Regions from separate parts of the Homo sapiens genome. Here regions 1, 2, 3, 5, 6 and 7 are each linked to region 4. A link is a contact called in ENCODE Hi-C or POLR2A ChIA-PET data. All regions are on one chromosome and are shown on one strand. Each heading gives the region's core, a stretch centred on a gene start or an enhancer-like site at or near the end of the contact. The rest is flanking DNA. Distances are from core to core; before and after follow the strand shown. Region 1 overlaps CHST11 (carbohydrate sulfotransferase 11). Region 2 overlaps CHST11 (carbohydrate sulfotransferase 11). Region 3 overlaps CHST11 (carbohydrate sulfotransferase 11). Region 4 overlaps ALDH1L2 (aldehyde dehydrogenase 1 family member L2). Region 5 overlaps CHST11 (carbohydrate sulfotransferase 11). Region 6 overlaps CHST11 (carbohydrate sulfotransferase 11). Region 7 overlaps CHST11 (carbohydrate sulfotransferase 11).

What was found. Hi-C counts contacts between places; a loop is a spot of excess contacts on that map. ChIA-PET counts read pairs that join two places held with the same protein, here RNA polymerase II (POLR2A). Pooled maps may share reads with other maps.
Region 1: a map with no recorded cell type shows a loop between it and region 4 (13-fold over the local background). The contact joins two enhancer-like sites. A Hi-C loop is called at or near these places in 4 of 37 single-sample maps with no recorded cell type and 4 of 50 pooled maps. POLR2A ChIA-PET finds 5 or more read pairs at or near these places in 1 of 52 experiments (activated CD4-positive, alpha-beta T cell).
Region 2: a loop to region 4 is called in a map with no recorded cell type, with 2.6 times the contacts of the local background. The contact joins two enhancer-like sites. A Hi-C loop is called at or near these places in 13 of 37 single-sample maps with no recorded cell type and 12 of 50 pooled maps.
Region 3: a loop to region 4 is called in a map with no recorded cell type, with 5 times the contacts of the local background. The contact joins two enhancer-like sites. A Hi-C loop is called at or near these places in 4 of 37 single-sample maps with no recorded cell type and 3 of 50 pooled maps.
Region 5: a map with no recorded cell type shows a loop between it and region 4 (2.1-fold over the local background). The contact joins two enhancer-like sites. A Hi-C loop is called at or near these places in 11 of 37 single-sample maps with no recorded cell type and 12 of 50 pooled maps. POLR2A ChIA-PET finds 5 or more read pairs at or near these places in 2 of 52 experiments (PC-9 and RWPE1).
Region 6: a pooled map shows a loop between it and region 4 (2.6-fold over the local background). The contact joins two enhancer-like sites. A Hi-C loop is called at or near these places in 3 of 50 pooled maps. POLR2A ChIA-PET finds 5 or more read pairs at or near these places in 2 of 52 experiments (WTC11 and activated T-cell).
Region 7: a map of aorta shows a loop between it and region 4 (2.0-fold over the local background). The contact joins two enhancer-like sites. A Hi-C loop is called at or near these places in 1 of 168 maps with a recorded cell type or tissue (aorta), 11 of 37 single-sample maps with no recorded cell type and 5 of 50 pooled maps. POLR2A ChIA-PET finds 5 or more read pairs at or near these places in 5 of 52 experiments (GM10248, K562, WTC11 and 2 more).

The regions. Positions count from the first base shown.
Region 1 is chr12:104,640,756-104,644,841 of GRCh38, reverse strand. The region is part of intron 2 of CHST11 (carbohydrate sulfotransferase 11); the gene reads right to left. Among named protein-coding and RNA genes, the nearest start is that of MIR3922, 51 kb to the right of the region's middle. RefSeq lists enhancers at 629-678, 1,576-1,625. Within about 2 kb of position 2,262, at least 6 of the 41 ENCODE cell types and tissues checked have a DNase peak (open chromatin) inside an H3K27ac peak, as active enhancers do.
Region 2 is chr12:104,669,595-104,673,951 of GRCh38, reverse strand. The region is part of intron 2 of CHST11 (carbohydrate sulfotransferase 11); the gene reads right to left. Among named protein-coding and RNA genes, the nearest start is that of MIR3922, 80 kb to the right of the region's middle. RefSeq lists an enhancer at 1,937-2,541. Within about 2 kb of position 2,156, at least 31 of the 41 ENCODE cell types and tissues checked have a DNase peak (open chromatin) inside an H3K27ac peak, as active enhancers do.
Region 3 is chr12:104,567,964-104,571,814 of GRCh38, reverse strand. All of the region lies in intron 1 of CHST11 (carbohydrate sulfotransferase 11), which reads right to left. Among named protein-coding and RNA genes, the nearest start is that of MIR3922, 22 kb to the left of the region's middle. RefSeq lists an enhancer at 1,756-1,845. Within about 2 kb of position 1,959, at least 10 of the 41 ENCODE cell types and tissues checked have a DNase peak (open chromatin) inside an H3K27ac peak, as active enhancers do.
Region 4 is chr12:105,029,095-105,033,260 of GRCh38, reverse strand. It overlaps ALDH1L2 (aldehyde dehydrogenase 1 family member L2), which reads left to right. Exons shown (of 23, transcript NM_001034173.4): 20 at 1,327-1,492; 21 at 2,832-2,937. Among named protein-coding and RNA genes, the nearest start is that of NOPCHAP1, 45 kb to the right of the region's middle. Within about 2 kb of position 2,045, at least 3 of the 41 ENCODE cell types and tissues checked have a DNase peak (open chromatin) inside an H3K27ac peak, as active enhancers do.
Region 5 is chr12:104,693,745-104,697,938 of GRCh38, reverse strand. The region is part of intron 2 of CHST11 (carbohydrate sulfotransferase 11); the gene reads right to left. Among named protein-coding and RNA genes, the nearest start is that of MIR3922, 100 kb to the right of the region's middle. RefSeq lists an enhancer at 2,078-2,217. Within about 2 kb of position 2,163, at least 8 of the 41 ENCODE cell types and tissues checked have a DNase peak (open chromatin) inside an H3K27ac peak, as active enhancers do.
Region 6 is chr12:104,719,112-104,723,008 of GRCh38, reverse strand. The region is part of intron 2 of CHST11 (carbohydrate sulfotransferase 11); the gene reads right to left. Among named protein-coding and RNA genes, the nearest start is that of MIR3922, 130 kb to the right of the region's middle. RefSeq lists enhancers at 1,852-1,901, 1,875-2,503, 2,562-2,651. Within about 2 kb of position 2,373, at least 21 of the 41 ENCODE cell types and tissues checked have a DNase peak (open chromatin) inside an H3K27ac peak, as active enhancers do.
Region 7 is chr12:104,739,229-104,743,528 of GRCh38, reverse strand. The region is part of intron 2 of CHST11 (carbohydrate sulfotransferase 11); the gene reads right to left. Among named protein-coding and RNA genes, the nearest start is that of MIR3922, 150 kb to the right of the region's middle. RefSeq lists enhancers at 159-780, 2,487-2,536. Within about 2 kb of position 2,673, at least 11 of the 41 ENCODE cell types and tissues checked have a DNase peak (open chromatin) inside an H3K27ac peak, as active enhancers do.

The sequences.
Region 1 (4,086 bases), core at 1,013-3,512, 390 kb after region 4:
CTGCTCCTGCACTATCTTCCAGACTGAAGCCTCTAAGGGGTCTCATCCCAACCCTACTTTCAAGGGACAGATCTGAGATGGAGGTCCAGCCAGTCTTCCCCTACCTACACTGGTCAGTCTGCCACCGGGCTCTGAGACAGAACCACCCCAGCTGCACTCTGCCTGCCAGGGCCAGGGCCAGGACTCAGCCAGAGACTCCAAACCTGACCCTCTTCATCGCCTCCCCAGTGCTGCTTCAAGGATTTGAAAACCAGAAGCAGGAAAGCTCCCCTAGAAAGAGGGCATGCTGGCTTGGCAGGATGCCCAGGCAGCACCACGCCAGCTGCAGGGAGCCCAGGTGTGTCTTTTTGGCAGATGCAAGCAGGGCCACTCTGCCTTTGAAGAAAGAGGATTGGCCACACGTTAGACACTGAAGGCAGGAAACAGAATCTGGCCTCAGTGAGGGCTGGAACCAAGGAGAAACCACTTACAAGATGGCTGAGGAAAGACATCAGTAGGGAGGCCACCGAGTGGAATCATAAGCGGTGGAGAGTCAAAAGGCAACCTGAGACGAAATGCAGCAAGTGCATGCGGGAGTCCACCCAGATGCAGGGAAGGTAGGGGGTGTCCAGGAGCTTCCATGGACAGATATCCAGGAGGTGCACGCTGGGAGGGTGGCTGCGGCAGAGATTTCCCAGCAGCCTCTGAGCAGCAATAAGCACAGTGAGGAGGAAGCAGAAGTCCCTCTCTTCAGAGGAAGCAGTTCTCCATCCCGTGAGCCAATCCACAACTGGCCGGACAGCTCCTTGCAGAAACCGTCCAAGAAAAGCAGTCTCCACTAGCAGATAGCAAAGGCAGAGAGACCTAAGAGGTTCCTTTGTTTGCTAACTGCACCCCTAAACTCCAGAGGAAATAAGAAAATTCAAATTGCTTCCTCTTGGTACCAGAGGAATCAGGTTTGACAAGTCTCTTTATGAGATGACAGCTGAGAAATGTTCTAGAGAGGTCCCTTCTTACCCTGGGTTAAAACAGTGAAGTCTTGGCTTTCCAGGAGCTGGAAAACACGCTCATGAGACCCAGACCAGATTCTCAGGCACAACTGATGTTTCCATCCCTGATCTAGAATAAGCCATTCCAGGCAAAGGAATTTTCCAGATAGGAAAAACTCCTCAAGTGCAACAACAAAAAAAAGTCATGAGAACTTTGTGTGTGTGTGTGTGTGTGTGAAGAAAAAGTCTCTGAATGTCCTCTTAAGTTCCTCAAATGGAAATCCCCTAAATGTGCTGGAGTTCTTGAAAAGAGCATATTGGAAGAAATCTGTTACTGATAATCCCACACAAACACGCTACCCACTACAGTGGCACACTGCCCCTACCATGGTACAGAGGGAAAGACTTGGACTTTGAAAACACAGGGTAGAACCCCATCTCTGCATCTGACGTATCTAACCCTCCAAACTTCTGCTTCCTCATCTCTAAAATGGGTGGTGAGGAGCAACAACAAGGTTTGCGGTTTTTTGTTTTGCTTTGTTTTAAGAGATAGGGTCTTGTTCTATTGCCTAGGCTGGAACACAGTGGCACAATCATAGCTCACTACAGCCTCAAATTTTTGGGCTCAAGCTATCCTCCCGCCTCAGCCTCCCACAAGTAGCTGGGACTACAGGCATGTGCCGTCATGCCCAGCTAATTTTTTAATTTTTTTGTAGAGACAGGGGTCTCACTATGTTGCCCAGGCTAGTCTTGAACTCCCAGCCTCGAGTGATCCTCCCGCCTCAGCCTCCCAAAGTGCTGGCATTACAGGTGTGCACCACCATGCCCAGCCTACAACACGGCTTTTTGAGAAGTAAATGAAATGTACAAAACCTGCATGTAGTGGGCATCTAATTGGTATGACAATGTGTTCCTTAAAATACTTTTGAAAGTAATTAGTAGTTGAAAATAAACCTTAGTATTTAAGCAACCTCTACTTGACTACATATCTAGTTGCATAATTTCTTAATTTTAAAAAGTATTCTTGTTTTAATTATAAAAGTAATAAATGTTCATTGTAAAAAAAAAAATCTAAATCCCCAAAATAATTTTAAAAGTTAAAAACCACCTATATTCCAACCACCTAGACACAGGCTTGAGATTTTGTTATGTGTCTTCTCAGAGATACATAACAGGCTGGGTGTAGTGGCTCATAGCTGTAATACTAACACTTGTGAACGCTGAGGCAGGAGGATCGCTTGGGCCCAGGAGTTCTAGGCCAGCCTGGGCAACATGGTGAAATCCCATCTCTACAAAAATACAAAAATTAGCCAGGCATGGTGGCACACGCCTGTAGTCCCAGCTACTGAGGAGGCTGAAGTGGGAGGACTGCTTGAGCCTGGGAGGATGAAGCTGCAGTAAGCCACGATTGCGCCACTGCACTCCAGCCTGGGCGACACAGCAAGACCTTGTCTCAAAATTTAAAAAAATCAAATTAATTTGTAAAAAGTAAAAAAAGAAATGCGCATAGGTACTCTGTCTTTACAATGATACAATTCTTCTATGCATGTCGCTTTGTAATTTTTTTCATGTATGTCTCATGAGCATTTTTTTTCATATTAGAGATCATACTCCCATACTGCCATTCTAAAGGCTGCACAGGATCCCATAGTATGGATATACCATCCTTTAATTACTGCCACATGATATTTTGATCATTTCTAATTTCTCACTACTGTGAACAATACTGAGATGAGTACTATGTACCTACCCAGTTCCTCATTTGGGCTTCTCAGAAGTGTCACTAATGACGTACAGGATCAGATGACTCTGTTGTAAGGATTGTCCTGTGCACCATAGGACGTTCAGCAGCATCCCTGGCCTCAACCCACTAGAGGACAGTAGCAGCTCCCCAGCTCTGACAATCAAAACTATCTTCGGATGTTGCCAAATGTCCTCCCTGGGGTGGATGGGGTGCAAAATCCCCCCTGGTTGAGAACCATGGCTTTAGGATAAACTCCTAGAAGTGCCAGATCAAGGTGATTACAGACTTTTTATTTTCTTATCCATTGCTAAATTGCCCCCAGAAGGTTGAGTGCCCCCGTCAGCACTGGGGAACAGCCATCCTCCTTCTCATGTTTGCTGGTAGGAAGGTGGGTAGGGTCCACCCAGTTTTGTTTTTAATTAAATTAATAGATTCTCTTTTTTGAGCAGTTTTAGGTTGACAGAAAAATTGAGTGGAAAGTATATAGAGCTTCCATATACATACACTCATACCTTAACCCCCAGTTTCCCATTATTAATGAAGCAGGATACTTCCCTGACCCCTTTGCAGGCAGGAACTGGAGTACATGGGTGCTGGCAGGGGCAAATTCCACTCACTCACTGTTCCACCCCTCAGAGGAGGGGGAACACAGGTGAATGGGTGCAGGAGGTGGGGGTGAACGCTTTTGGGTGCCAGCAAGAGCGAACTCTGTACTGACCCTGTGGCAGCATCTAGGGGAGGGTGTCCATGACCCCTGAAGCCCCGGAAGAAGTGTTACAGTGCCCTTTTAGCTTTGCCATCCATGGACAGATTAAGTGTTAACAGCTCAGTGGATGGTCCATGTGACAGACACCCTTTTGCATTCACATTTGTGGCACCTGAGTTCTTGTCTGGCATCCAGGAGGAATGAGGTCACACAAATGACTTGAAGATGGCCAATGTGGGGGATTTTATTGCCAGTGAAAGTGGCTTTCAGCAGGAAGGGGAGCTAAAAAGGGGAAGGAGTGGGAAGGTAATTTTCCCCTGGAGTCCAGTGGTCCCCGATTGGACTCATCTCTAAAGCTATGCCATCAAGCTGTCCCTCTGAAGTCAAGCTGCTTCTGACATCCAACTGTAGTCTCCAATGTCCAGCTGCTTCTCCCCTCTCTGTTGGCTGAGCCTGGGGTATTTATGGGCACAGGATGGGGGTCGGGGCAGGCAACATTTGAGCGGGAAAACAGGGATGTAAGGTCTCACTTTGGGCTACAGTATTAGGCTTTTCAGCTTGAGGGTAGGGACCTCGCTGGGGACCAACCCTCTTCTGCCCAGAATTTCCCTGCCTCCTGTCCCTATCATTAATATCTTGCATTGGTGTGGTACATATGTTGTGACTGA
Region 2 (4,357 bases), core at 907-3,406, 360 kb after region 4:
GGGAAGAAAGATGCCACCAACGTCTGTGGAGAGGCAAGACTGTAACATGCTGCCTTCTCACTGCTCAGCCAACGTGGATTGATGCAGAACATGTGTCACGAGGCTGACCACATTTAATCTTTCAGCAGCCCTTCCAGGGAATGTTCTGCCAGACTCAGAGAGGTTAAGGAACTTGCCCAAGGTCACACGGCAACAAATTCCAAGTGATTTTAAGTAGGTCGAAAAGTCGAAACAAACGGTTTGTGAATGTGCTGTGCTACATGTTAAATGAGTTGTCTAGGACAGTCTCATTGCCTGGGGTAGCTTCCAATGATGATTATGATGCCATGATGATAATCACCATAAGAATGGTTGATATTTATGGAGTGCTTTGCTAATTGCCAGATAGCACTCGAAGCACTGTACTTACATGAACTCATTTAATGCTCATAACAAACCTATGGGTAGGTACTATTATCATTCCCATTTTACAGGTGAAGAAACTGAGGCCCAAAGAGGGTAAGTTACTTGTCCAAGTCAAATAGCTAAAAATAGGTGTCACCACATGTGTATTTTTGAGAAAATGCTCTAGGCTCACCCTAGAAAGCCTCAAGTCAGTGTTAATCCATGTAACAAACCATTCCATTAACAGGTACAGTAGGCTGAATGGTACCTCCCCAAAAGATAGGTCCACATCCAAATTCCCAGAATCTGGGAATGTGACCTTCTCTGGATAAACGGTCTTTGCAGATGTGATTAAGCTAAGGATCTTGAGATTATCCTGGAGTGTGTGGGTAGGCCCTAAATATTAATGACGTGTCTTTATAAGAGACAAAAAAGAAGACAGAAGAGGGGGCAGCAACGTGTACATGGAGCAGAGAGATGGGGCCCCAAGCCAAGGAGTTTGGCAACTGGGAGAGGCAAATAATAAATCTTCCCTTAGAGTCTCCAGAGGGAGTACAGCTTTGCTGACACCTTGATTTTGGACTTCTGGCCTCCAGAACTGGGAAAGAATACATTTCTGTTGTTTTAAGCCACCTGGTCTGTGGTGATTCATTATGGCAGCCTCAGAAATGGTGGGGCAGGTATGGCCAAGCATCAGGGTTTCAGAGTAATCCTCACGCCTGGGTGTCTGAGTGGTGGCAGCAGGAGAACAGAGGTGCCATGCGGGAGGCATGTGAAATCTGGGGGAGGCTCTTGGCTTGGAAAGTGTAGGAGGGAGAGTCACAGTCAGAATCACGAGCCAGTTTTCCAGCCAAGAAGGCTGCCCAGCAGAGCATACGCTTGTTGCCATGCACTGAGCTGCCCGTCATGGTGAGTAATCTTGCCCCATTGGGAGGTTACTCCTCCCGAGGTCCCTTTGGAGGTGGTGAAGCCAACCATCCTCACATGTTCTATTCCTGAAAGAGGCCAGGGCCAGGCCAGCTTCCAGCTCTCAGAAACACCTGCTCGTGGAATCAATGGCCACAAGGCATGGGATAGCTGATAAAGGGGTTTTCCTTCAAAGTTTTTCATTCTCTGCAGTATTTTGGCAGAATTTGCCAGAAAGCAGAAAGCAATGGTCTCTTTATTCTCCATTTCTGGAGCTATCTGCTCCTTTCGCCCCTCTCTGCAAAGACACTTGCCACAAGACAGCTGGACAGCCGGGCCCCTAATGGAGTCCTGCACACACATCACTCACACGAGCCATTACTCCGCAAGCCAGAGCTGACCTTGGGGAGAGAGGGACAATCCCCTCTCTCCCACACGGTCCACCCCCCTGTGCAGGCCAGACAGGTCTCAGGGAGGTAGGTTTCCAGAAAACGCGCTTCCCTGACATTCCTGGGCATTTTCATTGTCAGGGATGGAGAACTCGAGCTACCCAAATTGTATCAAAACATCTGAAGTCAGAGCAGAAATCTTAATGCTCCTTCCTCCAGGGCTGATCATTACAATATTCCTTAATGGGTAGGACATGGTCACTGACGGGTCAGAAGGAATGCTGCCTGGGAACTGTGCCAAGGCCTCCTGCCAAGTGCCAGTTTTGCCCCATCCCCCAACCACACCCCAGTTATGGAGAGGAAACTGATGAGTCACTGGCCGATTTGCTAACTTCAGTGTCCCAATGCCACACGCCTACAAGGTGACAAAGGGGGTTTCCATTTGGCTGTTGAAAGCCTCTTCTCACATTATGCAAGAAGAGGGCTGGGGGCGGGGAGGAGAGAGAGACAGAGAGAGAGAGAAAAAGAGAGAGAAAGATAGAGATTGGGTAAAATGTCTAAAATTCAAATCATAAGTTCAAGGGGGACTTTCTGTAAGTAAAGGAATCTTTGGTGAATAAAGTATCACCTCACTTTAAACAGTGGCTTTGCTCACACTGTAGGCGTTCTCTAGGCTGCCTGAGATAACTGTCCTGGCCCGTTTGCTGCGAAACCTGTGGGGGAAGCGACAGGACTTCCTAGACCGATCACAGTGCAGTGGGCTAAGAGCTTCCATGATCAAAACCATGATCGCGCTGGTAACAGTAATGATCAGTAGACAGGCATTCCAAGCACTTGATGTGGCTCTCCTCATCGAATATTCTTAACAACCCTAAGAATCAGGGCAAATACTGACCCCACTCTGCAAATGGGGAAATGAAGGCACAGCAAAACCAAATAACTTGCAGAGCCAAGATTTCAACCAAGCAGCCCTGCTCCAGGCTTTTCCCTACCACCCACACCCCATGCTTAGGATCACGGGCGCAGCAAGAAGCCGTGTCCAGTCAGACTGGAGATCACAAGAGGCTTTGCGGAGGAGGGTGTGCCCATGGCCAGCAGACTAGCTGTCAGCTAAAAGGAAAAGGTCATCTGCTCCCACCCCGTGTTAATGAGAAAAGCTAAAACTAGCCATTCTCTACCATCTCATCTCCAGTATTCCAATCTGGTGATTATGTTTTCAGCTCTGAACATGATCTTAGGGCTTCTCACCTGCCCAACACCCTCAGAAGGCAGGGCAGGAAATCCATATGTGGGAAATCAAAGAAACTGAAAAGGCAGAAGCAGAAACACAAAGCTGGAAAAGAGTGTGTGTGTGAGTGTGCATGTATGTGCATGTATGTATGTGTGTGTTTCTGTTGGTGTATATGTATAGGTGTGGGGGGTATGTGTGGGAGTGTGTGTGAGAATGTATGTGTGGGTGTGTGTTTATGTGGGGTGTGTGTGAGAGTGTATGTGTGGGTGTGTATTGGTTTGTGTATGTGAGGGGTATGTGTGGGAGTGTGTGTGTATATGTGGTGTGTATGTATGATGTGTGTGTATGCAGGGGTATGTGTGAGAGTATATTTGTGTGTGTGTGGGTATGTGTGGGAGAGTGTGCATGAGTGTGAGTGCGTGTGTATGGATGTGTTTGTGTGGGAGTGTGTGTATGAGTGTGAGTGCATGTGTGGGTGTGTATGTGTGGGAGTGTGTGTGTAAGTGTGAGTGCATGTGTGTATGGATGTGTTTGTGTGAGTGTGTATGAGTGTGAGTGTGTGTGTGTGTGGGTCTGAACATATGCACTTGCACATGTGTATATGCTCCATGAAGGAGGCTATGTTGGGGGTGGGTGGAGGAAATGGAGGCAGTTCATGGACGGTCTGGAATAGAAAAGCGGGGAAGGACCACCCTGCCCTGGGTGCCGTGCAGAGGCAGAGATTGCTGGTGGATTCAGAGTGGTGGGGAAGCCCCTTGGTTTTGAGGACTCGCTCTGCTACAGCCCTGTTAGCATCCTAAGGACTGAGGAAGTTGGGAGACCACAAGGCCTCTGTGGGCTGCTCTCACCAGAGTGCACCTGGCCAGGGTGGACCCCCCTTCCTCCCTCTCCCTGTGAGGCCAGCAGGCCCTGCAGCAGGCGGTGTGGAGTCCAGATTCTTCTGACTCTCTTGGCAAGCTTCCGCCTCTGTCCAGCTGTTGGCTTAGGTGAAGCTTTAGGAAAGCGAGAGGGGAAAAGGGAACTTAGATTTATTAAGGGCCTCCTCTAAACTAACATTTGTTGAGTTGAGCAATTTCTATGTGCTAAGCACAAGTATTTGATATGCATCAACTCAGTTCTCTTGCCACCTTTTGAGGGATTGGCTATTATTCCTGACTGAAGGTGAATCAACTGACAAAACGGAAAAGCCAGGCTCACAGGAGGAGGAAGTGGCAGAGCTGGGATCTGGACACGGGCAGGCTGGCCTCCAAAGCAAGTAAGCTACGAGCTGTCATCATACCCATTTAACAGATGAAAAACTGTGTTCTGGAGAAGCTGAGAACGGTGTCCAGGGTCACACAGCTAATTTGCAGGGCGCAGCTTGACCTTGGGTCAGCCTGGATCCCAAAGCCAGGCTCTCTGACCTCGTTTACTGCGCATGAGTTAGAAACACAGTCCACTGCAGAAA
Region 3 (3,851 bases), core at 710-3,209, 460 kb after region 4:
TGGAAGCAGTCCCTTTGAAAACCGGCACAAGACAGGGATGCCCTCTGTCACCACTCCTAATAGCTCCTTTTTCTAGTCTAACCAGTGGCTGGATTTGATAATACATCTTGCACTGTTTTGATGAGAGGTGATACGGTCCAGGGGTTAGGAGCCAGAAAGGTCTGGAGTCAGACAAACTTCATCATCAGACCTGAGCTGCCACTTCCTCTTGTGTGGTGATCCTCACAAGCCATGACCCTCTCTGATCAAAGTGTCCACAGCACTTCAGGAGACTGAAAGCCTGTGTCTACAAGCACTGACAAGTGGGACGCTGGAGGCGTTCAGTCAACATTGTTCTTAATAATATTGTCTGTCGCCGGGTGCAGGACTCAGACCTGTAATCCCAGCACTTTGGGAGGCCGAAGCGGGCGGATCACCTGAGGTCAGGAGATCAAGACCAGCCTGACCAACAGGGGGAAACCCCATCTCTACTAAAAATACAAAATTAGCCAGGCATGGTGGCACATGCCAGTAATCCCGGCTACTTGGGAGGCTGAAGTGGGAGAATCGCTTGAACCCAGGAGGCAGAGGTTGCAGTAAGCTGAGATCGGGCCATTGCACTCCAGCCTGGGCAATAAGAGCAAAACTCCATCTCAAAAAAAAAAAAAAAATTGTCTGTCCTCCAAAGACAAACTACTGAGTCCACCACCTGCTAGCTATGTGACCTCAGCTGATTAACTTATCCTCTCTGCCATTTTCTCATCTCCAAGATGAAAACAAGAATTCCTACGTTCCAGGCTGGTTTTGAGAATTATTAGATGATATCATTCAGGAAAAGCACAGTGCGCTGGGTGAGGTGGCTCACGCCTGTAATTCCAGCACTTTGGGAGGCCAAGGTGGGTGGATCACCAGCAGTCAGGAGTTCGAGACCAGCCTGGTCAACATGGCGAAACTCCGTCTCTACTAAAAATACAAAAAATAGCCGGGTGTGGTGACAGGCGCCTGTAATCCCAGCTACTCAGGAGGCTGAGGCAGGAGATTCACTTGCACTTGGGAGGGAGAGACTGCAGTGAGCAGAGATCACGCCACTGCACTCTAGCCTGGGTGACAGAGCGAGACTCAGTCTCAAAAAAAAAAAAAAAGTGCAGTGGCTTACATATACTGAAACTGAATAAATGGTAGCAATTGTTAATACTGTTGCTATTCCTTCTAAATTCCCGAGTTGCTTGAAGGCAAGAATCTTGTGTATCCACTTCTGTATCCCTAATACTAAATGCCTGGCACATTTTCTTGCAGGAAGGAAAGGAGTAGGCTTCTTCCTGAGGTCCTGCCATGCTCATCCCCAGTGAGCTTGGTTCCTGATTTCAGAGAGAGGCATAGATGGGACACCAAGAAGGCACGTGGCTTGGGTGGGCTGCACAGTGCTGAAAGGTGGAAAGAGGATCTGCTGGAGTGTGGAAGGTTTACAGACGGTAAAATCTGCAGCTGCTCACACACCTACTAGTGGGAGGGGGAGGCTTGCGAAATGTTAAAAATGAGTCGATTTTCTCATATACAACAAGAACAACAACGAAGACAGTGAGGAAAAGAGGAATAAACAAGGTGTGGGTGGAGAAAAACAGGTACCTGAGCCTGGCTCTTGTGAAACAGAACCCTTTAGGAGTAGAGGTGGGGTGGGGAGGGCAGTCACTGGTTTAATACAGATCCTCCCAAATAGGCTGGATCACAGCCGAGCTTACAGATGCTCACTTTGGACTCCTCTGACACCACCAGAGAGATCAAACCCCAGGATATGTTGGTTTTGTAGGTTGTCAGACACGTCAAGACCACTAACTGTTTCTATCAGAATGTAGAAATGTTGCAGACCGTGGAGGGGGCTGTTCAGATGGCCCAGCACTCTGACCGCATGCAAAGGAAGTTCCTTTCGCAACCCGTCCTCTTCCTCCAACTGTAAAGTAAGATTATGAAGCAGAATCAAGAGCCTACACTGAACCTCAAAAGGGAAAGCCCAGGGTTGGGGACTCCCAGTGCAGCATGGTCAATGGTGCCACCCCAATACCACCTGCACCAACATCACCTTCAATAGCAGGACTTATTCCCCTGTGGCTCCATAAACTGGGCAGATCAATGGAGAAGGTGCAGCCTGAAAACCCTGGAGGCATCCCCTAGAATCTGGGCCCCAAATTCCTAGCTTGGAATCTCCCCCACTTCATTATGTTCTTACCCCAGGCATAACAGTTCTGCTGCTGATCAATCCAATAGGTCTGCTGTACCTAAGAGCTATGATGCACTCAGCCACAGAGCTCTGTGTGATGAAGATGCAAAATGGACTCAGACATCCTCTGAGCTCTTCCCCTAAGTTTTGAAGGTAACTGCTCAGGACAGAAAACTGAGATTGTAAGAGACACTGGTCTCGAAGTGAACTGTCCACAAATCCTGAGGATCGTTCCTTTGAACAAATGTATCTGGTTGTTTTTGTTGTGTGCATTTTTTTATTCAGAATATAAAATATTCTGAAAAGCTATGGAGTCTCACAAACTGAGCTCTAGTAACTAAGACGGTAACTCCAGGAGGGTTCTCTATTCCTAGAATTTCTTCCGTCAGAATAACCAAGTTGAGAGGTTTGTCAAATTTTGTTTCATAAGCTAGTAGTTTCACTTTTATTTAGAATCTAGAGCCAGACAATTGGGTTCCAGTCCTGTCACATCCTGGCTCTGTGACCGTGGATACTAACCCTCTCCATGCCTCAGTTTTCTCCTCTGCAAAATGGGGATGAAAATAATAATACTTACCTCTCAGGAGTGTTGTGGGGATTAATGAGCTAATACATGAGAGCAACTAGAAGAGTACCTGGCATACTCTTAGGTACTTTATTCAGTCAGTATTTAATAAATGTCGCTACATACATAGACTGTCTTAAAGAGCTAATGACCTACTTTTATTTTTAAAGATCTCCAATGGTAGGTTTCAACTTTTAGTTTAGAAATACAGAGGCAGTATAAAATAGTGGTTAAGAACATGAACTATAAAGCCATATTGCCTGGGATTGGATCCCAGCTCTGCCCCTTTTTCACTGTGTTAATTTGGTCAAGTTACTTAACCTCTCTGAGCTTTAGTTTCCTTATCTGTAAAATGGAGATAATACTGCCTGCAGGTTTAAGTGAGTTGATAAATACAAGCCACATTATAGATAATAGTAGAGATGACAGGTGCCGCTGTCATTGTATCTCTAGGGGAGGTCCCATCAGCAGCTCCCATGATCACATTTGTAAAATGCCAAGATGCCATTCAAAGTCCCAGGAAGCAACTAGGCAGCCAGCCATTCTCTTCCCATCTCAGCTCTGTTGGAAGTTGCTGACCTACAGCTCATCAGTAAATGTGTACCAAGCAGAAATCAATTAAAATCAGCCACACTTGCTGCTGCAGTCTCCTCTGTTCCCATCCCATGGCAGGGCTGAGGGCTAAGGAGGCAGACAGAGGAGCTGTTGCAAGGACAGTGGGAGGGGGGCCACTGGCACAGTACCTCTTGCTGCTCCATGGCAACGGTAGCTGCTAGACAGCAGAGCAGCAACAACACACTGCAGCAAGAGAGGAAAGTCTGACTCCTCTCGCCAGGCAAAGCACCAGGCCATTCACAAGGCCAGAAGACAGGAAGACCCCGGCCCTAAACAGCAGCCCTGATCATGGGACCCAGCCCAACCTCTGACTCCTGGCATAGAAAAACAACACACATACGAGTCCTTCCTCCAGGCTCACCTGCCCTGGGAAGCCACAAATCCACAGACAAACTTGGTATCTCTGTCTTAGTCTACTCCTGCTGCTATAACAAAATATCCTAGACTAAGGAATTTATCAATGTATTGCTCACAGTT
Region 4 (4,166 bases), core at 796-3,295:
TGCTGTTCATATTCATTCATCAGCAGCATTTCTCAAGCACCTACTTAGTACCAAACACTGCATGCTGGGAATATAAATGTGAACAAGGCAGACATGGTCCCTGGCCACTCAGAACTTCTCATCCAGTGCAGAACCCTGGGGAACGCACTAAGAGATTACGGCCAGGCCTAAATTCAAAGTCATGGACCTGCTGGGTTATAACTCCCATTCTTCTTACCAGAATTGGACTTAACATTAGAAGATGCAGAAGTAGGTTAAGATAACTGAGGAGTGGAAGAGATAATTACAAATACATGTCAGTGATGAACATCGTGCAGTAAAGATTATTTTTCGTCAGAGCATTCTAGTGGGTCATCTGGCATGGCTACACCAGGAGAATTTTACAAAGGCAGTCTGCCACATTTGAGGAGGAAAAAAAAAGATAACAATGTGACCATTTTAGAAATTCTCTTGCCATGAACAGTGTAAGTATGTGATATTAATAAACATTTCAGAACATTAGTTTGCTATTCTTAATGGATTAACATTTAGGATAATTTTCATATAGTGTATGTAGCTTATATTGTGCTAGTAGATAGTGGTTAAGGACTTGGGATTTCAAGTGGAAAAAAGTCTACAGTATTTAGTGGTTGGGTGCACTTACTTAACCCCTCTAGGCCTCAGTTTCTTCTTCTGAGAAGCTGAGGCGGGAGGATCACTTGAGCTTAGAAGTTCGAGGTTGCAGCTGGGCGCGGTGGCTCACGCCTGTAATCCCAGCACTTTGGGAGGCTGATGCGGGTGGATTGCCTGAGGTCAGGAGTTCGAGACCAACCTGACCAACATGGAGAAACCCCATCTCTACTAAAAATACAAAAATTAGCCGAGCGTGGTGGCAGACACCTGTAATCCCAGCTACTTGGGAGGCTAAGACATGAGAATAGCCGGACGCAGTGGCAGGCGCCTGTAATCCCAGCTACTCAGGAGGCTGAGACATGAGAACAGCTTGAACCCGGGAGGCAGAGGTTGCAGTGAGCCAAGATCACACCATTGTACTCCAGCCTGGGCAACAAAATAAGACTCCACCTCAAAAAAAAAAAAAAAAAAAAAGAAGTTCGAGGTTGCAGTGAGCCATGCCATGCCACTGTGATCCAGCATGGACGACAGAGTGACTAAGACCCTGTCTCCAAAAAGGAAAAAAAAAAAAAAACCAACCACCTACCTCCGGTGCTATTGTAAAGACTAAATGACAATACATCTATAAACACCTTAGTATAACACCTACCACTTGGTAGAAACTCCATTATTATTAACAGTGAATTGTGTTTTTATGGACTGGGTAACATACAGGTAGAAGAAATTAAAAAGATGAAAATTGGTGATCCACTTGACAGATCCACTGATCATGGGCCCCAAAATCATAAGGCTCATCTGGAAAAGCTGCTGCAATACTGTGAAACTGGAGTGAAAGAAGGGGCCACTTTGGTGTACGGGGGAAGACAAGTCCAAAGGCCAGGTAAGATCACCTCTGTGGGGGTTTACCGGGTGCCCGCCTTCTTCAGTTGGAATGGACAGCGACAGTTTAAGACCAGCCTGGCCAACATGGTGAAACTTCATCTCTACCAAAAATTAGCCCAGTGTGGTGGCACGCACCTGCTACTGGGGAGGCTGAGGCACAAGAATCACTTTAACCTAGGAGGCAGGTTAACGTGAGCGGAGGAGGCTGCAGTGAGCTGAGATCAAGCCACTGCACTCCAACTTGGGCAACAGACTGAGACTCTGTCTCAAACAAAACAAAACAAAATAAAACAAAGAAGGGGAGACAACTGGATAATATGTGTCTCCTGATGGAATAAAACGTGTAATACACAGTATCACCTATGAAGTGTTCCTGCCAAAAAAGCTTAAGCTGAATCTAATTATACCTTTAAGCCAAGCTTTCTATTCATAAGAACTGCAGTAGGGAGGGAGGAAGGAACAGGAAGTTATTTTTTAGTGGGTATAGAGTTTCAGTTTTATAAGCTGAAAATAGTTAATGAAAATGGATGGTGGTGAAGGTTGCATATTATGAATCTCATAACACTGAGCTGTACACTTAAAGATGGTTGTGATGGTAAATTTCAGTTATGTGTATTTTACCACAATAAAAGTCACTGGGAAAAAGAAGAAATACAAGAGATAGAGAAACAAATATCATCCAAAGGAAGCAATGATTAACCAGAAAGAAAGATAATGTATAAACAACTGACCCAGTCTCTTTAACATGACGATAGCATAAAAAATAAGGGGAAGACAAAATGGGGAAATGTTTTAGAGTAAAAGATCCTTAAGAAATCTAAACACCAAATACAATGTGTAGAAGAATTTGAATCCTAAATCAAACAAACCAACTGTGAAAAAGCTAATTTCTAGACATTAAGGAAATTAAAATATAAACTCTGAATAAAGAATACTTACTAATTTTGTTAAGCATGACACTGTATAGTGGTTATATAAGAAAATATCCTTATTTTTTACAGATGTGTACTGAAATACTGAGGTGTTAAAATTATGATATCTGGAATTTGCTTTAAAATATTTCAATGAGGAAAAGATAAATACAGCAAAATATGGATATTTATTTTACCATTCATTATACTGTTTTCTCTACCTTTACATAGGTTTGACATTTTCATAATAAAGACATTAAAAAATAAGAACCTGGGCATGCCAACACCAAATAGAGAAATGCAACTCTTCTTGGTTTTACTGGGCCAGAGGGAAAGAAAAAATTATAATGTAATTAAGTGAGAGGACTATTAATTGAAAATGACTTAACCTACAGTTGACATTTTTTCTTTGTTTTTTCCAAAAAGGCTTTTTCATGGAGCCGACCGTGTTCACAGATGTGGAAGACTACATGTACCTCGCCAAAGAGGAATCCTTTGGGCCTATTATGGTCATTTCTAAATTCCAAAATGGGTAGGTTCTTCAGACACAATGTAACTTAGGTTTTGACTAGATAAGTCATTTTTCCCCTTTGCCACTGTGCTATATACACAGCATAAGATTAATGAACATGTAATTTTCTACCATAAGAATAATTAACTTAAATAATTAGAAGTTACGCTTTTGCTAACCATCGTAGATCATAGTATATTTTTGCTTTTCAGCTTCAATTAATGGCCAACATAATGGGCTTTTAGCTGAATAAATTTTAGTTTTTCTGCACTTGACATTTGAGATGTCTGTGGAACAAAGTAAATAACTGAGAAATAACAAAACTGGTTTTCACATTTAAATTCCTAGGGTATGCATCTGTGAAATCTTATTTCCCTAGAGAAAGAGTGCTGTTATTATAGGGGATATTGCCCCCCAAAGCTTGATACTCAACTTTTCATGGAAATGTTCATAATCATCATATAATCAACTGTAAATGACATGCTGGCTTGTGATACTACATGAAACTTTGCAAAGAGTTCAGCTTATCGAAGAGGTCCAAGTGCTAACTGAGCTCATAAAACAATACTTAATAGAATGGGGTCTCATGGTATACTGCACAAAATTCTTCAGAATGGCTTTAGATTTATTTCAGCCAATGAGAACTTGAAAAAAAAATAAAGAATAGACTTTCTCGGTCTTTAATAGATATAGTATAAAAGACTTCAGGGGACTATAAGGTGTAGTGAGTAACCTTTGATATATCCATTCAAGGATGCATGCTATGCCATTTCTCATTATACATTCTCCCATGGTGGTGGTGTTAAATGTGCAGACATTAGAAGTCAGGTTTGAGGGAATCTACTGTAACATGGGTAAGTCACAGCCCCTGACCTTAAGGAGTTTATTATCTAACAGGGGAGACAGACAGAGATGACAGTTAGTCCACAGAGGGTCAGAGGCAGGATGGTGCAGTGGGTCAGAGGACCAACTCTGCCTCCTCTCCCCTCACTAACCCTCTGAGCTTGGGCCAGTTACTTAACCACTCTGCACCTCATGCCTGTAATCCCAACACTTTGCAAGGCCAAGGTCGGGGGACAGCTTGAGGCCAGGAGTTTGAGATCAGCCTGGGCAACAAAGACCCTGTCTCTACAAAAATTTTTTTTAAAAATTAGCTGGGCATGGTGGCATGTGCCTGTAGTCCCAGCTACTTCGGAGGCTAAGGTGGGAGGATCACTTGAGCCCAAGGAGATGGAGGCTGCAGTGAGCTA
Region 5 (4,194 bases), core at 914-3,413, 340 kb after region 4:
GTAAGAAAGTCAAGACTTGGTCAAAAATGCCATAGGAAGTCGCCCTTTACTTGGCAAAGGCTGACATGCCATGCCACTGTGCATGGTCCCAGGAAAAGAAAAGAAAAGTGCTCCTGAGTCCAGAATCTCCAGGAGCCCTGAGGAAAGATGATGTTGAACTCTGGGATTTACAAAGCATTCCTTTTCATGGGCAGGTCATGCCACTTCTGAGCAAGCTCCTTGTTTTAAATTTTCTTATTTTTTTCAATGGAGAGGCCACTTAGTTGGGAAGAAATACAAAACATCTGTGTGTTAGGGTGCTCCAGAGGAACAGAATCAGTAGGATATATAAGACATATATAAGAGGAGGTTTATTATGGAAATTGACTCGTGTGATTATGGAGGCTGTGAAGTCCCATGATATGTCATTGGCAAGCTGGAGAACCAGGAAAGCTGGTGGTGAGATTCAGTCTGGATACGAGGGCCGGAGAACCAGGAGCTCCGACGTCCCAGCTCAAGAAAAGAGAGAATTGGCCCTTCCTCCACCTTTTTGTTTGATCCAAGGCCTCAAGTGATTGGAAGGATGCCCGGCCACACTGGAGAGGAAGCTCTTCTTTACTCAGTCTACTGATTCAAAGACTAATCTCTTCCAGAAACACCCTCACAGACACACCCAGAAATAATGTTTTACCAGTTATCTGGGCATCCCTTAATCCAGTCACATTGTCACAAAAAATTAACTATCACAATATGTCAACACGAAGCAGTGAGGAGGACCCAGGGAAATCGGGGTCCCCATCCACTGCTGGCGGGTGTCCTGAGACACACACTATAGGGACACACTTATACTTGTGCATCTGAAGGCAGACATGCACCAGGATGCTTTGATCAATGTTATTCATAATGATAAAAAAATGGAAGCAATTTATCTGTCTACCTATAGGTAGATACATAAATAGAATGCAATATAATCATATGATGGAACATGATACAGTAATTGGAACAGACTGAGGGATCCACAGGGCTGGACATCAAAACACATAGTTGTACAGAACAGGCAAATTGAAGAGTAATATATTCAGTATGATAGCACCTACATAAATTATGAAAACATAAACCTGTGTTGCATATTGTATCTGGGTCCAGATATAGGAGTCACAGTATAAAACAAACACTGGAATTTATATTGTAAATTCATAAGAGGTTGAGAGGCAGGGATGAAGGGGAGAAGAGGAGATTCAAAAGAGATTTCTACCTTGGTGATGGTTTGTTTATTTTATTTTATTCTTTTTTTGAGACCGAGTCTCACTCTGTTGCTCAGGCTGGAGTGCAGTACCGTGATCTCGGCTCACTTCAACCTCTGCCTTCCCGGTTCAAGCAATTCTCCTGCCTCAGCCTCCCATGTAGCTGGGAGTACAGGTGTACAGGTGTGCACCACCACGCCCAGCTATGTTTTTTTTTTTTTTTTTTTTTTTTTGTATTTTTAGCAGAGTCGGGGTTTCACCATGTTGGCCAGGCTGGTCTTGAATTCCTGACCTCAAGTAATCCGCCCGCCTCAGCCTCCCAAAGTGCTGCGATTACAGGCGTGAGCCACCGTGCCTGACCCTGATGGTTTATTTCTATTATATAGGCAGATCTATAAAAGATCTGAAGCAAATATGCCACAATGTTACATTTGTGAATTCAGGATGGTGAGTAAAAAGTGTTTATTATATCATCTGCTGCACTTTATCTTCAAAAATTTCCCAAGTAGACAAAAGGAAAAAAGAAAAAAGGTAGGGTGGGTGGGAGCCAAACAGAAGGCTTGGAAACCATTTCTGTGCTCTTTGCACAGCAAAGGGAGCATGCAGATGGCGAGTTAACATACCTAGGAGGCTCCCCTGGGGTTTAATGTTGCATTGTGTACCCTCAGAACGACTGCTCAGCAAAGGCAAAATAAACACATTTCCTGTGCTTCCCTTTCTCAGCTCCGCAGCCCTGCCAAAGTGGGGGTGGGAGGGTCACATCATTTATTTACACAAGGTCCTCTTTATATGGACACCTCCAATAACGTTATTCATCGGGTTGGCTCCTCCAGGGCTGCCCCACTGTTCCCAGCAGGCCAGGAGTGTGACTTCACGGTGAAGCGTCACGTCCAAGTTACTCTGTACGTGGCAATGCCAGCTACCCACAAGAAAGGAGGGCTGTGAAGGGGGAGCTGGGGCCGCTTCTGGGTAATGGATTTCCCCCGCCCCCATTTCTGGCAAAGAGCTCTGTGGTCACAGAATTAAAAAAATCTATCAATTGTAAGCTAAGGCACATGCTGGGTGGAAGTGAGAGTGAGGGAACCTATTCTTATCACTAGCTCTGAGGTAAGATAGAAATGTCTGGAAGCTCCCCGCTTGCAGCTGGGAACTGTGCCTTAGTCATCTTTATGTTTCCATGGCTTTGCACAAAGTAGGTGCTCAGGAAATGCTTGTTCAATAAGCAAACCACAAGGACACATACACACACACACACACACACACACACACTCATTGTGTTGTGAATTGTGTTTTCATGAGTTTTCTTTCTCTTCACAGACAGTGTCATCTAATGGTTAAGGATGTTGATTCTGGAACCAAACTGCCTAATTCTAGGAACAGACACAAAACCTCTACCTCAGTGCCTTCAAACTATCAGGCCTTGGAGGGGGCTGAGCTGAGGCCCTCCCCACAATAGCTGGCACATAAGGAGCATTCGAGGAATGTTGGCAATTTCCAAATTTAGTCTCAGGGCAAGCCAGTTGGGAAGGCAACACCATGTCCATCTTACAGATGGGACAGCTGAGGCTCAAAGAAATCCTGTTGCTTGTGAAAGGCCACACGTGTTCCTGCCAAATGATGATGCCAGGATCTGAAGGCAGGGTGTCAAGCTTCGGAGAACCCCCCAGCATCCCCTGTGGCTCCATTTCTCAACAGCTGACTCAAGGACCAACAGATCTTTCTTGGCTGCTGTGTTTTCTACCCAGCAAAGGGTCCGGTGGGAACCCCCTCAGCCAAATGGGAGCCACTGACTTCTGTGGGGCCCAGAATCTGACTCAGGCCCAGGGAAATCTGATTCCCACGTCAAAGCTCAGGACTCGGAGCTGCACTGGTTCCGAACACAGAGCAGGCATAAAGTTCTGATGCCAGAAGAAGGCAGGAAACTCCAACGAGCTTTAATCACTCTCCCATCACGAACAGCTCTAGTGACAGCTTGGCCTTTCTATCCCAGGAGTTCAAAGAGTTTCCATCGTTCATTCTCACAAAGGCCCATGTCCCCTCTGCCTCGTTCCTGCTTCACTTTATTGAAGTAACTGTGACCCCAGATAGAATCCTGGCAGGTGACCCAGGTGAAGTCACCCGCTTCGTTAAACTCATTCCCTCCACTAATGCAGCGTCAAAACAGGGGGCTGTGCTCTTGACCACACCCAGGTTTTTTAAGAAAATGACCACAAAAACAAAACAAAACCAAAAAACACATTCAAAAAACATTTTTTTCAAAAGTGGCATCTTGGCCACCTTTGAACTCCGGGGCCTGGTGCAGCGCCCAGTGCAGGATAAGTGTTTGATGAATGCTGAGTAAGAGGAATGAGAAGGCAGCTAACAGCAGCCCTGAGAAGCAGTGCTATTACCCACATTCCACAGGATCAGGAAACAGATTCAGAGAGGTTAAGTGGCTTGGCTGGGGCTGGACTGCGGCTGGAGAGTGGAGGTAGGTTTGAATATGGGTTTTTGCTGGCTCTTGGGGGCTTTTAATGTAGGTACGTCCATGATACAAGCTACCCCCTGCCCCATGGTCTATACAATACCTGGCAAAGCTTTCTGATGAATAGATATGCCATAAAGCTGGGTAAGACCACAAACTTTGAGATAAATGTGCGGGCCAAATCCAGTTAGCTGCCTGTTTTAATATGGTCCTGGAGCTAAGAATAATTTTCATATTTTTACATGGTTTTGTTTTAAGTAACTATACAAGTTCCTATGTAATATCCTTGATATTGCCTCTTGGCCCACAGAATCTAAAATATTTACTATCTGACTTTTTAAGAAAAAGTGACAGATCCTTGATGTAAACTGTATCTCATTTTATATAAGCGGTCCCAGAGAGTAGGGGTGTGCCCGAGCCCAGAGGCCTAATCTCTAGATTGAGGCCTTGGTATCCATTCCATCTCAGCTCTCACCACTATGTACTTCACTTTGGCTAACTCCTACT
Region 6 (3,897 bases), core at 1,124-3,623, 310 kb after region 4:
CAGCACCACCCCCCTGAGAACTGAGGGACAAAGGCCAAGAAAGTCATTAGCCTTCCCCTAGACACAGAGCAGCCTTCCCGTAGGACACGTGGGTTTGTCTGTGCAGGTTTGAAATCCTTAGGAAGTGACACTTATGAGCGTTCTGGAAAGGTGTGATCCCCATCTCAGCCTCACAAAGGTCTTGGCTCACTTTGATGATGTTTCACTGCCAGGGCCTTTGAGAAAGTCTCCCCTCACCTCCCCCCAGGTATCAGCAGGAAACAGAAAGATGACCTGCAGGGGGATGGGGCCTTGTTTTCTTTGGACACTCTTTCCAGCAACGACTCCAGACAGCAAGGCTGGAAGAGAGAACCAGATCACAGGAAGGAACAGGTGCCAGGCTACGTCCACCATAGCCCGTCCTCTTCCACAAGCAGAAACGATGACGTGTTAGAAATAAAACTCATCCTCACCATTTTTGAACGTCTGCAAAGGCACAATTCATCCACTTTACAGAGGCACTTACACTGTGTTTCAGAAAACCAATCTACCTCATCTAAGTACTGCAGTTCAGTCAATATACAAAATATACTAAAAACCACGGTTAGGGCAGTGCTGAGTTTGGGCATCACACTTAGTTTGTGCTTCCCAGTAGCCAAGGTATAAAGAGAAATATGATGGATTATGAAAACTTTTACCTCTGATGAAGTTAAAAACACACCAAATTGGCCAGGCACAGTGGCTCGCATCTGTAATTCCAGCACTTTGGGAGGCTAAGGCGGGCAGATGGCTTAGCCCAGGAATTCAAGACCAGCCCAGGCAACAATGGTAAAATCTCATACACACACACACACACACACACACACACACACACTTAGCTGAGTGTGGTAGTATGCGCCAGTAGTCCCAGCTACTCCAGGGACTGAGGGGAGCGGATGGTTTGAGCCTGGGAGGTCCAGGCTGCAGTGAGCTATGACTGCATCACTGCACGCCAGCTTGGGTGACAGAGCAAGACCCTGTCTCAAAAAAACCCCCCAAAACCAAACAGGCAAACAACAACAAACCCACAGAGAATTTAGAGGTGGGACGTGGATCTGAGTTTAAACTCCATCACTTGCAGACAGTGCAACCTCAGGCAATACCTTAACTTCTTATTTCCTTGTTTATTAGTCTCAGTAATATCTCAGAATATTGGGGGAATCGCCTGAGCCATGTATGTGGCAGTGCTTTGAAAATTATACAATATCTTCCAGAAATCTGACTTATCATGGAGTATTTATAGTGGTTCTTTCAGTGAAACGATCTATTTTTTTTTCTATGCTGGTTGTGTTCTCTTTGAGGTGGCTCTGAAAACGTTTGTTCACGTAACTCCTTATACCAGGGACGCTGTACAATAGGAAGGACAGTAGTCACACCCCATTTTGAGCACTCATTCTCTATCAGGCGCAGGGGTACACTTGCCTGAGTTTGAATGAGTTGAGCACACTGTCTAACCCATGGCACCTTCACAGACATTCCGGGATAGAAATACCATTAGCATTCCTATTTTGCAGAAGAGGAAGCTGAGGCACAGAGATACATGAACCGATCTGACTCTCTTTCCCATAAAGGTGGCACAGACGGTCAGAGACAGTGAGCCAGTGGGGCCCTGGACCCATGTGGGATTAAAGGCTCTATGCTGAAGGCACCATTCTGAGGTAGCTCTGGTGTGTGTGTGGCTGTGTGTGTCTGTATCTGTGTGGGAGAGAAAGAGAGACACAGAGATAAGCCCCACCAGAGACTTAAGGGCTCAGAGAGCACCAGGGACCCACAGCCCTACTCCTTAAATCTGTGATGCCTGATGAGATGGGGATGGGGATGGGGCCAGGCCCAAACCCAGCTTCTGGCTTTAGGGTTTGCTCTTGCATTAAATTCCCCTTGGTTTCAGCACCACAGGGTGGGTTTCAGTCTTTTGTAAGCAAACATTTCTCAGGGAAGTCATGAGTCTTCCTTTAGAAAAACCAAGGAAGCCAGCTTAGCCGAGGACCAGCCCCGGCCCTGGAGCAAACGCTGCGGGGCACATGAGATGGTTTCTCCGCCCTTCCTACATCCACGACCTCTCAACCTTGCTCCTCTGAGCCCCAGAATTCCAGGCTCACTAGGAGAGGTGAACGGCGTCTATAAGACGTGCTGTCATTTTAAAAGTCCCAAAGCAGCAGCGACTGGTCCACGGTAGACGACATTTCCTGTTTTTGTGAACTTGTTTTGTTTTTTTTTCAAATTAGATTTCTACTCACTGATCCTCTCCATTTTTTTTTTCCCCTTTTTAAAATCAAACAGCAGATCAAAAGAAAAGCAACAGAAAGCTCGTGGTGTTCCTCTGCCTCAAAGGCCAAACGTCTGTGGGTTTTTTGTCTTGGCTGCCGACCGCAGCACGTCACACTGTTTGAAATTTGCAGCTGCGATCATTTATCTTCAGGGGACAGGGGTGGTAGGTGGCCGTGGTCCTGGGGAGACCCCGGGAGACCCTCCCAGCGCATGACATGAGTGTAGCTGCCGTCCAGCCCTAGGTCCTGTCTTCCTGGATGAGGAAATACCGTGCGGGGTCTGGAAGGGGAGGCTGCACGCAGCCCTCAGGGAGAGACACAGCACCAAACGCCTTGGACGCCATGAGTCCCAGCCCTGCCTCTCACGATCGTGAGGCTGTGGGGAGCAACTCGGCCTTCCTCAATTCCAGTTTCTTCATCTGTAAAAAGGGAAAATCCTGGTACCCACTGCATAAGATTGAGGATAAAATTAGACTCTGCAGGTAAAATGCTTGGCACACAGTAGACTCTCAAGACATGGCAGCTGATGCCAGAGTCGGGGAGCTGTCCTGCCTGCAGGGCAGTGTTTCAGGAGGAAGCGTGCTTCTTGGGGCTCCGGATGCCGCCAGCAATGTTTACGAAACTAGACAAGTCCACTTATTCAATTTACAAAAAGCAACATGTTTACAAGCCCCTCCATAGCTTTGGATCTAAAGGCGGAAAAGTGCCTGGACACCAGCGTTAGTCTGGAGAGAGGGAATTCTTCTCAGGAGCCACGGAGCAGGGACCCATTCCTAAACCATTCCCGCTTTTCCTCCAGGAAATGGGTGCAAGACAAGGAAAGCCATGGCCTGGATTGTTACGTAGAAGCAGCTGGGACACAGTGTTCCCTGGGGCATCTGGGGACAGTGGTGCCTGTAACTGTCCCCTGGCCATGGGGTGCAGCCCCCGCCACCCCTCCCTGAGTGCCCAGGGCCAGTCCATCCTCCATGCCACAGCCAGGGCCGGCTGGCCATGCCCCAACTCCTCATTCTGAAGAACACTGAAAATAAAGAGGGGTCCCAGCTAAGAGGGGGTGTTTATAACTTGAAAAATGCTGATAACGCCAGCCAGTCATTTGCCCTGAAGTAGGTAATAGCTAGAGCAGCATTTCTTAGAATTAAAAAAAGACTATGAATAGATAGTTATGCTGTGTCTGCAGTCAGGGCCCTCCAATTAATGGCAGGAAGCCTATGTTTCTGTCGGACTGCAGCCTGAGCCCTGTGTGCGTGCACCTGTGCACGAGAGAGACAGAGTGAAGTGGGCAAGGGGAGCGTGGGTGGATGGTGTGTTGACTTCCAGAACTTCGGATCTCAGGTGGTCACCTAGAAATCCAATTGATGGGAAAGAACATGATTTCCTACTTGTAAGCCAACATGGCATTTCTTTATGCAAGCCCCTTATCTAGAAAGAGATGCTGGTGTCACTACAAAGGGACATGGGGACTCCAGAACTCAACCCTGGCCCACTGAGCATGTATTCAAGCTGGGGAGGCAAGAGCTGTCAGCCTAGAAGACAGTACGTTGCGGAGTGTCTGCTTCCGGGCGTCACCATTCTGGAACCATAGCCACCAAGGCAGAGTCCTGGGGGCCGC
Region 7 (4,300 bases), core at 1,424-3,923, 290 kb after region 4:
GTGAGCCGAACCATCCCTGTAGGGTTGGTGCCTCCCCCAGGTGTTTGAGGATAGTAAGGGGGTGCCTTCCTCTGGCTGCTCTCAGCCCCCACTGCCTCCAGCCCAGCTGCCCCTGCTCACTTAGTGGAACCTGTGGGCAACTGCAAGAGAAAGACAAGGCGGAACCAGCCAGACTGTGGGAGTCCCTGGGTGCAGTTAGGAAGGCTCACACTCAGTGGTGGATATTAAGAGACACCTCTGGAACCTCAGCTCTCCCATCCCCTTCCCTGCTTCCCTTTTCTTTGTAGTACTTATCTCCTTAGTTTATCTCAATTTACTTATTTTGCTGGTCTCTCCCTTCTTGAACGTTAACTCTGAGATGGCAGGTAGTTTTCACTAATTTTTGTTCACTGTTGTATTCCCAGTGCTTCACATACGGTGGACACTGAAAGCTTTGTTGAATGCATGAATGACTTTGGGACAGCAGGGATTGTTCGGGTCACAAGACGGCCAATGAGGCCTCGTGGGCTTCCTGTGCCTAAACCCGCAGCCCCCACCTCATCTTCTGGTGGAGATTTCTGGCTTAGAGCCTGTGGCTGCCACACAGGAGCTTAGCATCAGCTCTGGGGCTGGAGGCCAAGAGAGAAGAGCGGGGACTCTCAGCCCTGGGTAGAAATGCAACAGCTTTTGATGAGGGAGGGACGCTGGCACTTTCCACCCGTCTGGTGAGGCCAAGAAACAAGAGGAGGGGAATCAAATCACGCTGGAGGGGGAGGGCGCCAAGGGCTGCCCAGGAAGGACTTGGTCTGAGGCTGTGTGGTACCCCCGGGGCTCCCTTTCAGCCAGGCCAGGTGCAGCTGGAAGGGCCTTATTGACATCTCAGATCAGCTGTTTGGGCTTCCGGAGGCCTGGGCAGGGTGCCGGAGGGGGGCAGGAATAGGAATGGGGCTGCTGCCAAGCTGGCCTGCTTTCCGATGAATGGTGGCCCGGAACAGGAACAACGGTGAGGAAGGGATGCAGCTCCCACACTGCTTGGGAAATCAGAAGTAAGGGCAGGCAGGCTGAGCACCTGCTGGCTAGTGCTTTGGGGTCCTCGGAAGTCGCTGCTGGCAGGAGTAGGGGAGGAGGAGCATGGGTCCACTGAGCAGTCCCGGGTGGCTTACCCCTCCCCTAGCCAGGGAGGCCGTCAACCTCCCCTACCACGATGGGCCTCCCAGAGGGTGATGCTCTTGGGAGGCAGGGGCTTGCCTCCCTTCAGGATCTCCTCCTGGCCTCTCCCTTCTTTGAACCAGTTGGCTTCATTGGTTCTCTTCCCAGACTGACCAGAATATTCTACTTCTATTTTGGCCTAATCACTTGAGCCCTTCAGGCCTTAGTTTCCTCATCTGCAAAATGGGGACAACAATAAAGTCTACTTCTCAGGGTCATTTTGAGGATTAGATGAGAGCCCACAAGGAAAGCACATAGCATGGTACCTGGCACATAGTAGGCACTCAGGAAGTAGCTACTGTAAACCTTACAGAGGGTGGTTTCCCAAGTGCCGGGGGCAGGATAGCAGGAATGTTGCTTTGCCTTTCACCTGACAGCATTTCTCAATGTTCAGTGTATGTAAGAATCACAGCGGGAATCTGATGCAATGCGGGTTCCCAGACACCACCCTGAGTAATTCTGGTTCAGTGGGTCGGGCTGTCCTGGGAACCTGCTCTTGATCGCTGCCCCGTGATGATTCTATCAGGCCAATTCTGAGGCTGGTGGTCTCTGTTTCACTTTGAGAACTGATGATTGAGCGTCGCTTTTACATGAGCGGGTTCTGCAGTGAACGCCAAACACATTTGTCATCTGTGCAAAATGCCTGGCTCATGGCGACTTAATATCTCACTGACACAGAAGACCGATAGAGGCAATTGGCGGCAACTTAGATTGGCAGCTGTTAAGCAAATTGGAGGTCTGAAGAGCAATTTTCTGGCAATATCAAGATTAGCTATTAATATGTATTAACAGACTGTAAAGGATTCATGGAATTTCACAGTAACTGAACTATGAATTGAGAGGCACCCAAAGAGGTCCATTTATTTCTTAGTCAAGCAGCATGTTTTAACAATACCCGATTTCTCCATTGTTCCAAAGGCACGCATGAGCCATGCTCTGGGCCTTTCGTTTCTGCATGTTGCATGCTTCCAGTGAGAGGAAGGCTGGTCCTCCCCCAAGAGAGAGGTGGAGCTAGTTCTGCAGATGGGGCTCCAAAGCCCTCCTCCTACCCCTGCCTGGAAGACACCCTCGTTCTCTCCCCAGTAACCACCACCACCAAGCCTGGGGCCCCAACGGAGCCATTTCCACCACCTTTACCTTCACCCCTTTGCCTCAACCTGCTCCATCCTGATCATAGTTAATGTCACTATGAACAATGTGAGCTCAACTCATGCCCTCCCTCCAGGGCAGCTGGGATAAGGCCCAGGTATCTCAGTGTCCCAGGCACTTGGTGCCCAATACTTGCAGAATTCAGAAAAGGGTGATTAGCTTTGTGGCAACACATGAACATCTTTGCAGAGTACTAAGAAGATTTTGTTTATCACTTCACTGCCTTTTTCCTCTTTCAAGAAGGACGGCCCATTCTCAATCATAGTGAAAGTGGAACAGGAAGACCATCGTGGAGTGCTAGAGGGACAAGCACGTCTAAATCCATCCATCTGCTGTTCACTGAGGAAGTCAGACATCTCTGCGGCTTCTTAGGCCATGGCCGAGGACATGAAGATACAGATATCCAGGAACAGAGTCACACACAATGGCAGGGACACAGACCCGGGGCCCAGAGGTGAATAAGACACCCTCAATTGCATGACATCAGAGGTATTAATATTCTTCTGCCTGTAGAGCTTTCAAATAATTTTGCATCTCAGAGTCCTTAGAACCCAGAACTTCAGAGTTACAAAATACCTTTGTGATTATCTGATACCACCCTCTGATTTTCAGATGGCAAAACTGAGGCCCAGAGATGAGAGCTCATCCACCCACTCCCAGAAAGCAGCAGAGCAAAGACTGGAACCCAAATATGCCTTTTTGTTGTGCTGCTGGACAGCAGAGCAAAAAGAGGGATTTTCTCCTTCTATCCACCCAGCAGCCCTTGTTGGAGGTGCAGGGATGGATTCCAGGGCAGAGTGAGAGGGCAGGGAGTGTCATCTGTGTGGTGCCATAACATTCCTATGAAATAGAAAAACCATCTTTGCTACCTTCCATCAACCTCAGAGGAGTATTTTGACAACACATGTAGATTTATGATCAATGGAAATTATAAAACTAAAAAGAAGTGAGTGACCCATTTTATTATCCAGAATAGGGAACGTGGGATAGGTCCCCCTGGGCTGGCCTGATTTCAGAGCTCATTAAAGAAAAGTGAGGCAAGAACTGGGAAAAGTCTTTGCATTTTTTTCTTTAAAGGCCAGTGACCCTACTAAAACTAAGTGGTAGAAACTAAATACATTGATTTCAGGATACAATTTTTACAGAAAATCAGTGTCTCCCTGATCTCATTCAATAAATACTGAACAAAAATGGAGAGTATTTGCTTTGATGGAACAAAGGTTTACTCTCCCTAGGATGTCTGGAACTCTGCGGAGATGAGCAAGCTCATCAGCACAGGCTGGAGATCAGACTCTGGAGTCAGGCAGACCAATCTGGATGTAAAATTTGGCAATGGCCCTGACCAGCCCCATGATCTGGGGTCAGTAAGATTCACTCTCCTGGCCTCAGTCTCCTCATCAGTAAAGTGGGAGCTGAGAGAGCACAAACCTCACTGGCTCTTATGAGGTTTAAAGGGATGAAGTCTGCAAAGAACTTACTGTGTCACTTGACCCACAGCTGCTCTTAAGGGACAAGCAATTAATATTCACAGTTAAAAGTTTTTTCTCATGAAAAAAATAGAGTTCTTTACTATGTGGCTGTTTCCATCAAGGGGCAGCAGAGCAGAGTGGTTCAGAACACAGGCTCTGCAGCCAGACAGCCTGGGCTTAAAATCCGGCTCTAGTACTTACTGGCTGTGGACCTTGGGCAAGTTACTTAATCTGAGACTCAGCATTCTCATCTGTAAAATGGGGATGACGGTGCCACGGACCTCCTGTGGTTATAGATGATGGTGAGAATAGCTGACTGTATGCCTGGTGCACGGATGAATACACTGGCCGAGAGAAGTCACTCTACCTTCTAGAAATTCAGGCCAATGTAGTAATGAAAAGATGAGGACACCTTTCCCAACTAGAATTTTGCCCTAAGCTGCTGACAAGGAGGGAGAGTGGCTGATGTCACTTTTCCTTTCACTTTCCCTGCC